2 separate regions of the Homo sapiens genome follow, and region 2 is linked to region 1. A link is a loop called in an ENCODE intact Hi-C map of the cell type or tissue named here. Cell type or tissue: Caco-2. All regions are shown on one strand. Links, peaks and the distances in the headings refer to the core of each region. The heading gives the core; the rest is flanking DNA.

Region 1 (8,339 bases), core at 221-8,220:
TGGGATTACAGGCATGAGCCACCGCACCTGGTCTTTACTGTGGCTTTACAGCATGCCTCAGTACCTAGTGGAATGACCAACTCCTCCCCAACCCCTTAACAACTTTACTCTTCTTTTCAGAATTGGCTTAGTTATTTGTGATCAAGCTTTTTATTCTTGTGTATAAATTTTAGAATTGTTAAGTAGTTGAAAAGGTCTTAATGGAATTTTTACTGGCATTGTAGTGAATTTATAATTCATTTCATTAAAATTGACATCTTTACAATTTTTAGTAACCCCATATAATGATCATAGCATATCACGACATATTCAGCTGCTTTCTGTGTCCTGTAATAGCGTTTTAATCTTTTCCAATAAAATTCTTCTGTGTTCTCTGTTAACTTTATTCCCAAATTTTATAGTTGGTACTGCCATTATAAATGATACTGGCTGGGCACCGTGGCTCACGCCTGTAATCCCAGCACTTCGTGAGGCTGAGGCGGGTGGACCACGAGGTCAGGAGTTCCAGACCAGCATGGCCAATATGATGAAAACTCGTCTCTAAAAATACAAAAATTAGCCGGGTGTTTTGGCACACACCTGTAGTCCCAGCTACTCGGGAGGCTGAGGCAGAAGAATTGCTTGAACCGGGAGGTGGAGGTTGCAGTGAGCCGAGATCGCACCACTGCACTCCAGCCTGGCAACAGAGTGAGACTCCGTCTCTAAATAAATAAATAAATAATATCTATCTTCTATTACATTTTCTAGTTGGTTAGTGCCAGTGTAGATGTACACTAGTTATGCTGTATCTTTGTTGAACTCTGTAGGAGTCTCATAGTTTGTTGATCATGACAGTTTGTTTATACCTGGCTAGGTCTGCTCTCTCCTGTGTTAATGTAGTGGCCAGGCGCTCCGCAACTCTCCCACTGCTGTCTAGTTAGCAGTTATATTTGCTGGTTTTCCAGTCTTCAAGGGTGTGTTCTGTTTCTCTGCCAGTGTGATTTTTTTTTACATTTTTCCTATATTCTATTTCCTTTCTATTCTAATACTCTGTGTTTTAAAAATTCTTTTCAAGAACATTCAATAATAATTATGTATAATCGATAGCTGCTAATAAAACTGTATAATTATAATTAATTATGTATAATTCACAAAACATTGAGAAAGTTGTGTGACTCTCTACTTTTCATTTGCCAGTGTAGTATGATACATTAATGTTGCACCATCCTTTCATTCCTGGATAAATCTTACTTAATAAAATTTTCTACATCTATCTATATTCATATATGGAAAACCAAGAGTTCACAGTGACACCATCAATTGCAATTCAATACCACAGAGGTGAATTTTGTTTCTATTTCCATATTTCTATCCCCCTTTCCTAACAGTGAGAAAACTTGACTTTCATTGTCTTTGATTTACTTGCCTATTTAATCAATTCCTCTGCATGGAAGCCATCTCCCGGCTTCATAGCCATCCCCTCCCCAGCACGGAAGGCCTCCTCACTGCTCTCGAGCTCTGACACCCAGACCAGGCTACACCCAACCCACTATAAGGACACCCTCCTCATCCCAGTACAACTCTGGTGCACCCAATGGGTGTTCCTCACCTTCATTCAGCCTGCAGTTATCCTCTTCTTCATTTGATGTTTTATTTCCATCCTCTCTTTTACTTTTTGTCTAGGAGGAGTGGATTAATGGTGTATTCACTAATCTTTGTGAAGAGTAAATGTAGAACTTTCTTAATCTTCTCTTTCTCTCACCCTCTTTTGTCCTCTATCTCACTGATTTTAGCTTTATGTTTATTTCTTCCTCCTTTCTTCTTTTAATTTACTCTTGTTTCAGTCTTTTTTTTTTTAACCTTTGGATGAGTGATTTAAAGCTATAAATTTTCTTCTAAGTACTACTTTATCTCACACAATCTTTTAAAGTTTTCATTGTTTAAATTTTAGTTCTAAGTATGTTTTTTAAGTTTCTCTTGCTTCCTTCTTTAACCCAAGAATGCTTTAGTAGTGAGTTTTTTTTAGCTTCCAGCAAATGAACAGAAGGGAGGATGTTATTCTTTTGTGCTTTAATTATTTTAATTATTACATTATGATCAAAGAACTATGATCTCTATGATGTAGATTCTTTGAAAGTATGGCATTTTTGTGGCTTAATACAGGATTGTTGCAAATATATATATGTATATATGCTACATATATATGCATATATTCTATACATGCTATATATATGTGTCTATAAATAAACTACAGTTTATTGGGTAGTTTACATCTTCACTTTTTTCATGCTTTATCAAACTCTGAGAGGAGCATATAGCATTTTCTGATTACAACTGCTGATGTATTTATTTCTCCCTTCAGTCCTGTTAGTAGCTACTTTATGTATTTGAAGCTATGTTGATATGTTTATTATTATATCTTCTTGACATATTGTTCCTCTTACAAAAATATAATATCCCAATATTCTGCTTGTCCACTTTGATGTTTTAAACTTCTCTTTTGTCTGATATTAATACTAAATATTTCTATAACCTTTCTAACTCAGGAATAGAAAACCAAACATCGTATGTTCTCACTGATATGTGAGAGCTAAGCTATGAAGACTCAAAGGTGTAAGAATGATACAACAGACTTGGGGATTTGGGTGGAAGTGTGGGGGATGAGGAATAAAAGACTGCAAATATGGGGCAGTGGACACTGCTCGGGTGATGGGTGCACCAAAATCGCACAAATCACCACTAAAATACTTACTCATGTAACTAAATACCACCTGTACCCTAAGAACCCATGGAAAAATAAAAAATAAAAAAAGATAAAGGAATACTAGGAAAAAAATTTTTTTTTTTGAGACGGAGTCTCGCTCTGTCGCCCAGGCTGGAGTGCAGTGGCGCGATCTCGGCTCACTGCAAGCTCCGCCTCCCGGGTTCACGCCATTCTTCTGCCTTAGCCTCCCCAGTAGCTGGGAGTACAGGCACCCACCACCACGCCCCGCTAATTTTTTGTATTTTTAGTAGAGAAGGGGTTTCACCATGTTAGCCAGGATGGTCTTGATCTCCTGACCTCACGATCCACCTGCCTCGGCCTCCCAAAGTGCTGGGATTACAGGCATGAGCCACCATGCCTGGCCATGGAAAAAAATTAATAAACATTTCTATAACCTCTTACATCTATAGACAACATACTGTTAAATATTATTTTTAAAATTTAATTGGCAAATATTTGTCTTGGGATTGATGAGTTTAATCTACTTACTTTTATTTTACTATCATGTTGGTGTTAATTCTACCACCTTTTTTCTTTCTTTCTTTCTTTTTTATGAGATGGAGTCTCACTCTGTTTCCCAGGCTGGAGTGCAATGGTACAATCAGCTCACCGCAACCTCCGCCTCCTGGGTTCCAGCAATTCTCCTGCCTCAGCCTCCAGAGTAGCTGGGATTACAGGCAGCCACCACCACACCCTGCTAATTTTTGTATTTTTAGTAGAGACAGGGTTTCACCACAGTAGCCAGGCTGGTCTCGAACTCCTGACTTCAAGTGATCCTCCCGCCTCGGCCTCCCAAAGTGCTGGGATTACAAGCATGAGCCACCGTGCCCAGCCCACTACCACCTTTTTTCATGTCTCATTATATTTTCCCTGTGATCTCATATTCTCCTGCGGATCTTGACTACCTTGGCTAGTGGTGAGTATTCAGGGTGAGAAGAGCTGAATCCCTGGTGGGTCAGCAGGGAGGGCGGGGCACACACTGAGGGTGGGAGATCCTCTGGGGTTGCCGTTTGGACTCGGCCACTCCCCATTTGCCACAGTTAGCATGTGACTGTGCCCTCAGGGAACCGCCACATACCTCCATCCTGGCGGAAGTTCCATCTCCCTGAATTGCAGTCAGCTCGCCTTTGAAGAGGAGAAGGCTGGGGAAGAGGAAATTCCATGCGGTTGGCAGATCTGCCTGCACGTATTTTGTATGCACCTGCCCCCGTGTGGGTAGAATGCAGCCCTAATCTTACCCTGCTGCCCCGGAGCCACCTATTGCTATTGGTTGTTTTCTGGGGTGTGATGCTTCCATGGAGAAGCATTTCACAGGAGGGAGACAAGGATGCTACTCTCCGCCCATACCTGTCCCCTAGGTGTAGTGTCCTGTTCTCCCCCCGCACCTTCTGTAGCCCCCGTGTTCCCTGTTTTGTTTGGTTTGGTTTTTTTCTCAGACTCACCAACCATTATCTCACTTATTTGGCGCTTGCACGGGTGATTGGGGAAGGGGGCCAAAAGTCAGGGTAAATTTGCCATACTATATGCCATCAGCACTTCTCCAAAAGTCCTTCTTGGAATCCTGCAGTTGCCATGGGGACAGGCCATGGGAAAGAGACCAATCACCTTGGCTCTGGTGCCTTGGCCCCATTCAGCCAGTTTCTCTCTGCTTTATAGAGTGGGGATCTGGGCTAGATTTCACTGGAAAGAAAAGGATTGCGCTCTTAAAAATGATAATGTTGAAATTTGTTAAATCCTGTTTTATTCTAAAATTCTAGGTAGCCTCATCTGGTTCCCTGGTTCATGGGGACTCTGTGTTTACCAAAAGCAGTGAAGTGCTTGGTAGGAAAAAGCCTGCACCGCACGGGTCTGTCTTACATAAAAATGACACCCACACAGCATTCCTGGCTCTCATCCCTTCCCCAGTGCCAGAAAGGAGGCAGCCGTAACTTTCACCCAGCTGCAAATAAGTAATGCTCAGTAGACATATGAACTGTGTTTTACTCTCAGGGGGCTTAAAGACTGCTGACGTTAGGAATTTTTTTTAAGTCAGTCTTGAGATTTGTGAGAGAGAATGTCTGGAAGCCACCAAGAGGGCAGATCTGCAGAACACCGGTCCCAGTGCAGCCAATGCCAGGGAGGCCAGGCAGGCGGCAAGAAGGCCTGCGGTGGGGATATCACCAGCAAAGGGTCAGCTGCATTACTTTTACAATGTAAGAACTGGAACCGTGTTTTCCTGGCCTTTAAACAGTACACTCAGACAGGCTTTTGGGCACTTGGCAATTAACTTTGCTAATGTATAAAATGTCACTGGGTTTTCTCCATCATTGACCTTCCTTGTCACTCCCCCTGCCTCGTAACTGCAGGGCTGAAACTTTGTTAGATGCCTCTGGTTTGGCAGCTGAGGGTGCCCACGGCTCAGCCATGTCCATAAGACACCACATGATAGGTGCCCTGCTCACTCAAGGCTTGCCTCTATAAGGGCCTCTCAGCCACTAGGAGCCCAGGGAGACCAGGCTGAGCTGGCCCAGACATGGAGGTGAGATAAGGAGAGTCTAGGGAAGCCATCTAAGACTCTATCATCTGGGTATTGGTGGCTCTATTCTAGAGTCTGTGTGAGGGCCCAGGACTCAGTCCTCGTGGGCAACATCTTACAGCAAAATTAGCAGTCCTGAGTTAGGAGGTCTGCTATGTGAGGAGAGATTCCCCAGAAGCATGCACCATTCTGGACAGTACGCCAGGGTCGTGGGCAGCTCTGGCCGGGTCAACCTTTGCAGCTCCACAGAATCTTTGCATTGTGGGAGCTCTTAGGAGGAAGAGGAAAAAATCTAACATTTGTTAGTAAATCTGCTTCATCCCAGATGAGAAGGACTAAGAATCAGTCTCGGCCATGGTCTGCAAAAGTCAAGGGACTTCAGTTTTCTTGTTTTGGGGTGGTTTTTGTTTTTTTTGTTTTGTTTTCTTTTTTTAAGACAGGGTCTTGCTTTGTTGCCCAGGCTGGAGTGCAGTGGTGAGATCACAGCTCACTGTAGCCTCAATCTCCTGGGCTCAGGTGATCTGCCTACCTCAGCCTCCCAAGTAGCTAGGACTACAGGTGTGCAACACCAAGCCTGACTAATTTTGTGTGTGTATGTGTGTAGAGACTGGGTTTTGCCATGTTGCCCAGGTTGGTCTCAAAGTGGAGATCTCACCACTGCACACCAGCAATAGAGCAAGACTCTGTCTCAAACATAAAATAAAATATAAAATAAAATAAAATAGGCTGGGCGCGGTGGCTCACGCCTGTAATCCCAGCACTTTGCGAGGCCGAGGTGGGCGGATCACGAGGTCAGGAGATCAAGACCATCTTGGCTAACACAGTGAAACCCGGTCTCCACTAAAAATACAAAAAATTAGCCAGGCGTGGTGGCGGGCGCCTGTAGTCCCAGCTACTCCGGGGGCTGAGGCAGGAGAATGGTGTGAACCCGGGAGGCGGAGCTTGCAGTGAGCCGAGATAGCGCTACTGCAGTCTGGCCTGGGCGAAAGAGTGAGACTCTGTCTCAAAAATAAAAAATAAAATAAAATATGTACTGTGTACTTGAAAGTTGCTAAAAAAAAAAAAGTAGATCTTAAATGTTTTCACCACAAGAAAGATAGCTTGATGTAATCATTTCACAATGTATACATATGTCAAAACATCACATTTAACATCATAAATACATAAAATTTTTGTCAGTTATACCTCAATAAAGTGAACAGGAGAAAATAGAATATTATGTGACATACAGCGCATATGTAAATATTATCTTTAGTATATTCTGAAGAGTAAAATTGTATTACAAACTAAAAAAAAAAAAGTCATGCTATTAATGCTATATCTGGGATTCACTTTAAAATAATCCAAAAGATGACAGAGTAGAAGGTGCAAGTATGGATGAAATAAGATTGGCCACATGTAGGTAATTGTTGACTTCAGGTGATGTGTATATGGTATTCATTATACTACTCTCCAGTTTTATATAGGTTTAAGTTTTCCATTTGTGAAATCACTTGTATTTAAAAAAAAAGAGTTGGGCACTGCTGCCTGATATACGCTCTCTCTAAAAGAATTCACTGCTCTGCAGGGACTGGTTGCTGAGCAGAAGGGAGCCTATAGCTCATAGGCTGTAGGCTCAAGGTTGGTCATTTTACATAGAGATGTTAAGTATATGAAATCAAACATGATCAGAGTAGTACAGTAAGGCAATGGGCTGACTGTGCAGTAATTGTAGATAGGGGAAGGGAAGCAGAGGTCAGAGAAGAGGCCTCAGGCTCAGTGCCAAGAATGATGCTTTTGGTCACGGACAAAAGGGCTTCAGAGCATCCCGTTAAAAAAGAAAACCCACATCCTGCTGAGATTGGAGGCGGCCGATAAGGCTGTCGCCCATCTGACAGTGCTACAGTGATGGAGGCATCCCACCACACTCTAGAAACAAAAAGAAGACAAATGTCAACAGATGCCTCGATTCTGCTATCATCAAGTGTGCGTGTGCACATGGCTTGGTTTGAGGCAGGGGATGCGGGTTCCATGATGAGAGGGATGATTCTCATTAGCTTGTTCTCGATGCTGTCTTTGTGCGCCACAAGGTTAATACAGGAAATATGAAAGGCGCTCAGACTGCCAGGAGCAGCTGCTCGTGGGTAGGTCAGCCCTGAGCAAACCTTCCTTAGGTCCAGACCATGACTGTCCTGCCAATTGTTCATAGTGAGAGGTGACAGCGTGCTGGCAGCCCTCGCTCGCTCTTGGCGCCTCCTCGACCTCCGCGCCCACTCTGGCCGCGCTTGAGGAGCCCTTCAGCCTGCCGCTGCACTGTGGGAGCTCCACTCTGGGCTGGCCGAGGCTGGAGCTGGCTCCCTCTGCTTGTGGGGAGGTGTGGAGGGAGAGGCGCCGGTGGGAACCAGGGTTGGGCGCACACTTGCAGGCCAGCGTGAGTTCCGGGTGGGCGTGGGCTCGGCAGGCCCCCGCACTCCGAGCAGCCGGCCTGCGCCCCCAGCCCGGGGGCAGTGAGGGGCTTAGCACCTGGGCCAGCAGCTGCAGAGGGGGGCGCCAGGTCCCCCAGCACAGCCGGCCTGCCCGTGCCATGCTCAAATTCTCGACGGGCCTCCACTGCCACCCAGCCGGGCAGGGCTGGGGACCTGTAAGCAGCCATGCCCTACCCCCCGCCCCCCCCCCCCCCCCCGGCCCCTGCACTAGGCTCCCGCTCAGCCTGAGCCTCCCGGACGGGTGCCGCCCCCTGGTAGGAGGCACCAGGTCCCATCAACCACCCAAGGCCTGAGGAGTGCAGGCGCACGGTGTGGTACTGGCGGGCAGCTCCCCCAGCAGCCCTGGCACCGCAACCACTAGGCAAAGCCAGCTGGGCTCCTGAGTCAGGTGGGGACTTGGAGATCTTTTATGTCTAGCTAGAGGATTGTAAATGCACCAATCAGCACTCTGTGTCTCGCTAAAGGTTTGTAAATGCACCAATCAGTGCTCTGTGTCTAGCTAATCTAGTGGGGACTTGGAGAACTTTTGTGTCTGGCTCAGGGATTGTAAGCACACCAATCAGCACCCCGTCAAAACAGACCAATCAGCTCTCTGTAAAACAGACCAAACAGCTCT
Region 2 (8,339 bases), core at 46-8,045, 200 kb after region 1:
TATTCATCAATCAGAATGAACATGGTCATAAGCAGCCTGTACTAGTGAAACAGCAACATCATCAACCTTGCTTATAGGAAATGAAAGTCATTTACCCATGATCCAATTTCTCTAAATCTGCCTCAGTTATGTGGGCTGTGGCTGTGACTACTGTAAACAAAAAAGATCTGAGACAGGTTCAATCAATTAAGAAGTTTATTTTGTCAAGTTTAAGGACATGCCTGGAAGAAATAAACAAGAAATCACACAGTCTGTGGTCTGTGCCTTTCTCCAAAGATGATTTTGAGGGCTTCAATATTTAAAGGGGAAAAATGGGCTGGAGGGGAAAGAGGAAGTGTATGGTAGTCCACATGTTGCAGGAGAAAAGGAGCAGGGAGGGTAATAGTCAATTATGTATTCATTTCGCTCTAAGTAAATCATAAGTTAGCACTTTACATAAAAGGTGAACACAGAGTAGCTACCTACAGAGAGATTTAACCTTTTATCGGTAGCTATCTGCTTAGGAACAAAAGGAAATACAATTTCTTTTTTTTTTTTTTTTGAGACAGGGTCTTGCTCCGTCACCTAGGCTGGAATGCAGTGGTGCGATCTTGGCTCATTGCAACCTCCACCTCCCGGGTTCAAGTGATTCTTCTGCCTCAGCCTCCTGAGTTTCGAGGATTACAGGTGTGTACTACCACATCCACCTAAAGGAAAGCCAACTTCTTTTTTTTTTTTTCAGACAGGGTCTCACTCCATCACCCAGGCTAGAGTGCAGTGGTATGATCTCGGCTCACTGCAACCTCCGCCTCCTGGGTTCAAGCGATTCTCCTGCCTCAGCCTCCTGAGTAGCTGGAATTACAGGGGCCTGCCATTGTGCCTGGCTAATTTTTTTTTTTTTTTTTTTTTGAGACAGAGTTTGGCTTTTGTCGCCCAGGCTGGAGTGCAACGGTGCGATCTCAGCTCACTGCAACCTCCGCCTCCCAGGTTCAAGGGATTCTCCTGCCTCAGTCTCCCAAGTAGCTGGGATTCCAGGCCCATGCCACCACGCTTGGCTAATTTTTGTATTTTTAGTAGAGATGGGGTTTCACCATGTTGGCCAGGCTGGTCTCAAACTCCTGACCTCAGGAGATCCACCCACCTCAGCCTCCCAAAGTTCTGGGATTACAAGCATGAGTCACCGCGCCTGGCCTAAGAATGCTATTTTTTGAAATAGAAAATGTATATTTATATTAGACCAGGAGCTCAGTCCTCAAGTAGGTTCAAAACTCTTTCTTTGTGTTTTTGTTTTCTTGTTTTTTAAGAGACTTTTCTCCGAAAATAAGAAAAAAGAAAAAAAGTTTAAAAAAAAGAAAAAAAGGTAAAAAAAAAAAACAAAAAAGGAAAAAAAGAGTTAAACTTTTCTCCTAGTAAAAATGGCCAAGTAAAATGGCTAAGCTAGTAAAAATAGCTAAGAAGTCCAGAGTTCATTGTTACAAATCATTTACAATGAAGATTCATCTGTTTTTTGGGAGGAGTTTGGGGGGACAGTGTCTCACTCTGTCACCCAGGCTGGAGTGCAGTGGTGCATTTATGGCTCACTGCAGCCTCCAACTCCTTGGCTCAAGCTGTCTTCCTACCTCAGCCTCCCAAGTAGCTCCGTGCGAAGCACTGTGGTAAAAGTGAGGGGAAATACCAAGAGGATTAAGGCACGGTCTCAGTCCTTAAGAAGATTTATACAGGCAGAATAGTGATAGAAAACACTGAAGCCCAGCAAAAGAGATTATTTCCAACACGACAGATATGAGAGGGAAGACTTCATGGACGAAATGCAGCTGAACTGGGCTTTGAATGGCTGGAAGGTCAGCATATGGTTATATCCAGCAAGTTTGAAAAACAAAAGAGCTAAATCCAAGAAAAAGCACAGGCTAGGTATGAGGACTTTGAAGGAAGTTGTTGCCGAGAAAGGAGTGTGAGTGCAAGCGTATGTGGGGGCGCTGGGGGTGGTATGACCATCATACAGTAAGATGCAGCTGTACTAATGAAGATTGACTGGAGTTGGATGGTGATGGTCCCTATAGAACATTATGTTGTGGATGTTTGAATCATTAATTTTTTTGGTAATAAAATATGCATAACATAATATTTATTATTTTAACCATTTTTGAGTGTAAGTTCAGTGGCACTAAGTACATTGACATTGTTGTGGAATCACCGTCACCATCCATCCACAGAACATTTCATGAATGGCTTTTTTTTTTTAGACAGTCTTGTTCTGTCACCCAAGCTGGAGTGCAGTGGCGATCTCAGCTCACAGCAACCTCCATCTCTCGAGTTCAAGCAATTCTCATGCCTCAGCCTCCTGAGTAGCTGGGACCACAGGCCCGCGCCACCACGCCCGGCTAATTTTTTTAATTTTTAATAGAGAAGGGGTTTTGCCATGTTGGCCAGGCTGGTCTCAAACTCCTGACCTCAAGTGATCCACTCTCCTCGGCCTCCCAAAGTGCTGGGATTATGGGCATGAGCCACCGCACCCTGCCTATGAATGGCTTTTTAACAGAAAGATGAAGGGACCACAGGTGACTACATCATTCTAGTAGCAGCATACAGAATTAACTGAATTGTCCCAATTTATTTATGGGAAAGGTGAGAGAGGAGGCAGGGGATGAACTAAGAGGTTATTGTAAGACACTTGGTGCCAGGAGAGTAGTTCCCACAGTGAAAATTAAAGAGCGGACAGCTATGCTAGGTGTGGTGGCGTGCGCCTGTAGTCACGGCTTGGAGGTTGCAGTGAGCTCAGATCGCACCACTGCACTCCAGCCTGGGGGACAGAGTGAGACCCTGTCTCAAATAAACAAACAAAACAAAACAAAAAACCCATCATTACCACCACAAAATAAAAACAATATTGTGAATTAGCTATCAGTATCCCCACTTTCAAGATGAGAAGCTGAGGATGAGGCCTGTGGTGTATGGAGCATGCTTAAAGTTGCACAGTAAGTGATGGAGTCAAAACTCAAATACCGGCCGGTCACGGTGGCTCACGCCTGTAATCCTAACACTTTGGGAGGCCAAGGCAGGCAGATCACCTGAGGCCAGGAGTTTGAGACCAGCCTGGTCAACATGGTGAAACCCTGTCTCTACTGAAAATACAAAATAAATTAGCCGGGCATCGTGGTGCACACCTGTAAACCCAGCTACTTGGGAGGCTGAGGCAGGAGAATCACTTGAACCCGGGAGGCAGAGGTTGCAGTGAGCTGAGATCGCACCACTGCTGAGATCCAGGCTGGCTGACAGAGCAAGACACCGTCTCAAAAACAAACAAATAAACAAAAACAAAAAACACAAAAAAACCTCAAATCCTAGTTGGTCTAACTCCCAAGTTGATGCTTTGAAGTACTGTACTAATGGTTTTTAGTTTGTCCCTGGAAAAGTTTGGTTTTCCTGTTTAAATGTATTCTCTCTTGTTTTCTCTTTTTCTACTTTCAAAGTTTTACATATCAGATAAAATTCTCTGTGGCTTAGTAAAGTGCTAGGTACTAATGAGAATAATCCAAAGGCTATAAGTTTCCATTTGTTGATAATACTCCACTTGAAAACTTGTTAGTTACAGAGGCACTGATAGATGTTTATGTCTAACTTCTATAATATCATAATATCTCTAGGAAATATAATATCATATTTCTAAAGAAAAAGTTTTCCCTTAGTAAAAAAGAGCAAAACAAAACAAACAAAAACCCCAAAACAATTTATCAGAAAGGCTTTGCTTTTTCTTAAGCGACGCAACACCGACCTCTTCTGGTCAGGAAGCGGAAGTATTAGGCAAATAATGAACTTGGAAAAATCAGGGTGGAAAAGTCAAGTTAAGGAGAAAATAGACTAGGAAACAGGTTTCACAGAAGACTTGACATTTATCTTGGATTTGAAACTCTAACAGACAGAACAGAGGGAGAGTGCATTCCACACGAGGAGCAGTGTATACAAAGCAAAAATTGTTCCGTCTTTTCTGATAAAATACATCTGCTGTAGATAATTTTTATTTTCTTTCTTCCTTTTTTTTTTTTTTTTTTTTTGTTTTGAGACAAGGACTTACTCTGTCACCCAGGCTGGAGTGCAGTGGTGCAGTACGGCTCACTGTAGCCTCGACCTCTCAGGCTCAAGTGGTCCTCCCACCACAGCCTCTGGAGTAGCTGGGACAACAGGAGTGCACCACCACGCCCAACTAATTTTTGTATTTTTGGTAGAGACGGAGTTTTGTTATGTTACCCAGGTTAATCTCGAACTCCTGGGCTCAAGCAATCCCCTTGCTTCAGCCTCCCAAAGTGTTGGAATTACAGGTGTGAGCTATCGCCCAGCCCAGCCATGCTGTTGATAATTTTTAAAGGTATAAGGATATAAATAAGAATCATCCATAACTCCTCCATGCAGAAATAATACTGGAAACAATTGGATGCACTGACTTTGTTTTCTGGTCATATGCGTTATTTTTGTCCACAAAACTAGGTAAATCTCAACTTATTTAGTATTCTATCACACACATCTTCCCACATTCTAAAAAGAAGAAAAAGATGTTTTCTGAAAGGCAGGCTTCTATCAGTAAATCACGTTAAAGTCAGAGAAGACGTCTTACTGAGTATTTTTATATTGATCCCCATTTGCCAGGGCCTCACTGAATGCCCTGAGATTCACACAGCTTGGTGAGTGGGGTGCTGGCTAGATTCCAGCCACTGCTCACCTCCTCTCCCATACTCCCCTATATGGGATTCACCTACAGACCTGCTCTTGGTGATGCTCAGCCTGACAAGAAGCTAATGAGTAACTGTGAAATGTAATCACCAGTATTCTCAGCATATGAAAATTATACTCACTGGCATTTTTTGCAATCACTGGGACTAACCCACCCAGCATAATATTCTGCTCTCTTGTGCGGAAGTTTACAATCTCAAACTAACAAATTGTGGAAGAAGAGGGCTCTGAAAGGAGTAGGCCAAAGGTATAAATTAATTAGAGTTTACATTTAAGAGAGTGAAATTAAATGAGGAATGATAGAATTGCTCATTGGGAAATAACTTGGAGGGGTCACAGAAACTTAGGGAAAATTAAGCAGAAAAGCAGAAAAATGGATATTTTAGGATAATGAGATAGTCTTCGAGTCAGATCTCACAGAATGGTGAATGGATTAGCATGGTCAACCTAAGTAACAGAGAGAGGGTCTCTAAGAGAAAATGATATTTGGGAATAAAGCTTTGCAATCATTAACTATATGTGTATTCAGGGAGGTAAAAGAAGACAAAGGATTTTTAAAGGAAATAAGGAGGATTATATAATTGTTTTATAATAATTATCTTTGGCTACGAAGATCAATAACAAAGGTGATACCAGTCCAAAGGTGGACAGGCAGTTGCAGGGCAGATGTCCTTACAGAAGTATTTTTTGTTTAAGGTTTTGGTAGCTTTTGTGTGAGGCTGTGGTTTTTGCAGAGCCTTTTGTGATGTTTTTGTTTTCAGGCATACAAGTGTGAGAACTCTCTCTTCGTAGCCTTTCTGGTTCTATTTGTTAGGGTTTTGTGTGTGTTTTTTTTTTAACAGTAGTGATTTTATTTTCATTCTGACAACTTTCACATTTTCCTCTGTTGATCAAGGTCTTTCTCTGAAAGTATCACTGATTAATCACCCTGTACTTAGGTATTTTGCTTTGTTTGTTTTGTTTTTTGAGACAGAGTCTTGCTCTGTCACCCTGGCTGGAGTGCAGTGGCAAGATTTCAGCTCACTGCAACCTCTGCCTTCCCAGTTCAAGCAATTCTCCTGCCTCAGCCTCCAGAGTAGCTGGGATTACAGGCATGTGCCACTACACTTAACTAATTTTCATGTTTTTTATAGAGATGGGATTTTGCCATATTGGCAAGGCTGGTCTCAAACTCCCAGCCTCAAGTGATCTGCCGCCTCGGCCTCCCAAGGTGCTGGGATGACAGGCATGAACCACCGCGCCCAGCCTGTACTTAGGTTTTGATGTCCCTCGGTGCAGGGATGAATTTGTCCCAGTTGCTGGTTTCTTCTCGTGTTAAGGGTAGTGACTAGTGACTAGTGACTAGAAGTCAGTGTCAAAAGACTTTCAGCAATATTTAAGCAACAAGGGAGGTTCGAAGGGAGGGGCTCTCAGGCTAAGTATACCTAAAGTCCATTATTAAAGTTCAATTTTGTCTGTTCCATAGTCTTTTACCATCATCTCAAAGTGTTGAGCCAGTATTATTTTGTTAAGAGTTGTACTTCTGTAAAAATTTAACAAGTAGCAGATACAAAGTTTAAAAAGGAAAAATACAAAGTAAAATGAATAATAGTATGACAATCCCAATTTGCATAATATGTTTTTGAGCCATAAACCTAGGCTTAAAAACAACCAACTGATTAAATCAAATGACCATATGGAATTGCATGTTGTACAAATACCTGTTGTAACCATGTGGCCTGTTTTCTTGTTTTGTGTAAGTGGGCCTGATATGGTTTGGATCTGTGTTGCCACCCAAATCTCACATTAAATTGTAATCACCAATGTTGGAGGTGGGGTCTAGTGGGAGGTGATTAGCTCATGGGGAGGGGTTCTCATGAATGGGTAGGACCATCTTTTCTGTGCAGTTCTCATGATAGTGAGTTATCGTGAGATCTGGTTGTTTAAAAGTGTGTAGCACCTCCCTGCTCTCATTCTTGCTCCTACTCCAGCCATGTGATGTGTCTGCTCCTCCTTCCCCTTCGGACATGATTGTATGTTTCCTGACGCCTCTCCAGAAGAAGAAGCTGCTATGCTTCCTGGACAGCCTGCAGAACTGTCAGCCAATTAAACCTCTTTTCTTTCTAAATTACCCAGACTCAGATATTTCTTCTTTTTTTTTTTAATAATTAAAGAATATATTTTTATTTTCTTTAGAGACAAGGGTCTTGCTATATTGCCCAGGCTGGTCTCCAACTCCTGAGCTCAAGCAAGCCTCCCACCTCAGTCTCCCAAAGTCCTGGGATTACAGGCATGAGCCACTGTGCCCAGCATAGGTATTTCTTCGAAAACAGACTAACACAGGGTCTCAACTTTCCCAAGGAATTTATCCAGTTACAGCAGGTAGTATTAACAATAGCACAGAAATTTTCTTATTTAACCAATGAATAGGAAAGGATTTCTTAGGCTAGAATCTGCTAAATTGACAGCAGAAGCTTCTGATTATGAGATTTCAATAATATCATTATCCTGCCAAATGAAAAATATAGCATTAAAAAGGGTAAGAGGGCCAGACATAGTGGCTCACGTATGTAATCCAAGCACTCTGGGAGGCCGAGGCAAGCGAATCACTTGAGGTCAGGAGTTCAAGACCAGCCTGGCCAACATGGTGAAACCCCGTCTTTACTAAAAATACAAAAACAAACAAACAAACAAACAAAAAACTAGCCAGGCAGGGTGGCATGTGTCTGTAATCCCAGCTACTTGGGAGGCTGAGGCAGGAGAATTGCTTGAACCCAGGAGGTGGAGGTTGCAGTAAGCCGGTATCGCACCACTGCACTCCAGCCTGTGCGACACAGCGAGACTCTGTCTCAAAAAAAAAAAAAAAAGCAAACAACAACACAACAAAAAATGGCCAGGTGCAGTGGCTCATGCCTGTAATGCCTCATGAGCAGCTGAGACTATAGGTGCGTGTCACCATAACTGGTTATTTACTGATTTATTTTTTGTAGAGACAAGGTCATGCTTTGTTGCCCAGGCTGTAATTTTTAAAATGTTTATTAATAAATCAAATATATTTAGTCTTTCTATAAAGGTTAAGAAGCCAAGAACAAACATATTTTTGTTCAGCAATCAGTTTTATCATTTTTTTCCCAGTTGTTTCTTTTTGGCCTCTGTATGGCAGAAAAAGTAAAATTTTTATGCCAAGCAGAGATTCCTGATATTATTTTTCTAAGCTTTAAAGTATTGACCTGTTTGATATGACAGCCTTTTATAAACACTTACCTAGTTCTTTTTCTTTTAAATTATTAGTTTTTCAATTAAGTGTTCTATCATTGTAATCAATTGTTAGGAAAACTTAAATTTATATTTCCTAAAGCTATCTAAGTTGTTGGTTACCATGAAGCTGTTGTAATTTGTAAAGTCATTAATTTGAAGGCCTTTTGAAAATTAAGAAATTTGAAATTCTGAGACTTAAAAAAAAAAAATCATGGCTGGAATGCCATAAGCAGTGAGTTTTATCTCAAGGCCAGTAGATTTGTCAGCAGATTGAAAGTAAAGTAGGGAGAAAAAAAAAATAGAAAGATGGAGAACTTAGAAGACTACACGCTGGCTCTATAGTTGTGAAATTTTTTTTTTGATAGTTTGAATAATCACCATTTGAGCTCTGAACCAAC

What was found. Peaks named below come from ENCODE experiments on the same cell type or tissue, not always from the same donor. Only the 100,000 strongest peaks of a DNase experiment are listed, where the experiment ranks them.
Region 2: a loop joins it to region 1, with 4 times the contacts of the local background. A loop is called at or near these places in 2 of 110 quality-filtered maps.

What each region holds. Positions count from the first base shown.
Region 1 is chr5:126,854,192-126,862,530 of GRCh38, reverse strand. No RefSeq gene overlaps it. Among named protein-coding and RNA genes, the nearest start is that of LMNB1, 81 kb to the right of the region's middle. In Caco-2, for the core only: no CTCF peak of the experiment used is centred there; a DNase peak (open chromatin) is centred at 3,844.
Region 2 is chr5:126,652,011-126,660,349 of GRCh38, reverse strand. LOC105379162 (a long non-coding RNA gene) reads left to right here. Exons shown (of 3, transcript XR_001742530.1): 3 at 549-587. Among named protein-coding and RNA genes, the nearest start is that of SPMIP10, 24 kb to the right of the region's middle. In Caco-2, for the core only: a CTCF peak has its summit at 3,747 (motif pointing left); no DNase peak of the experiment used is centred there.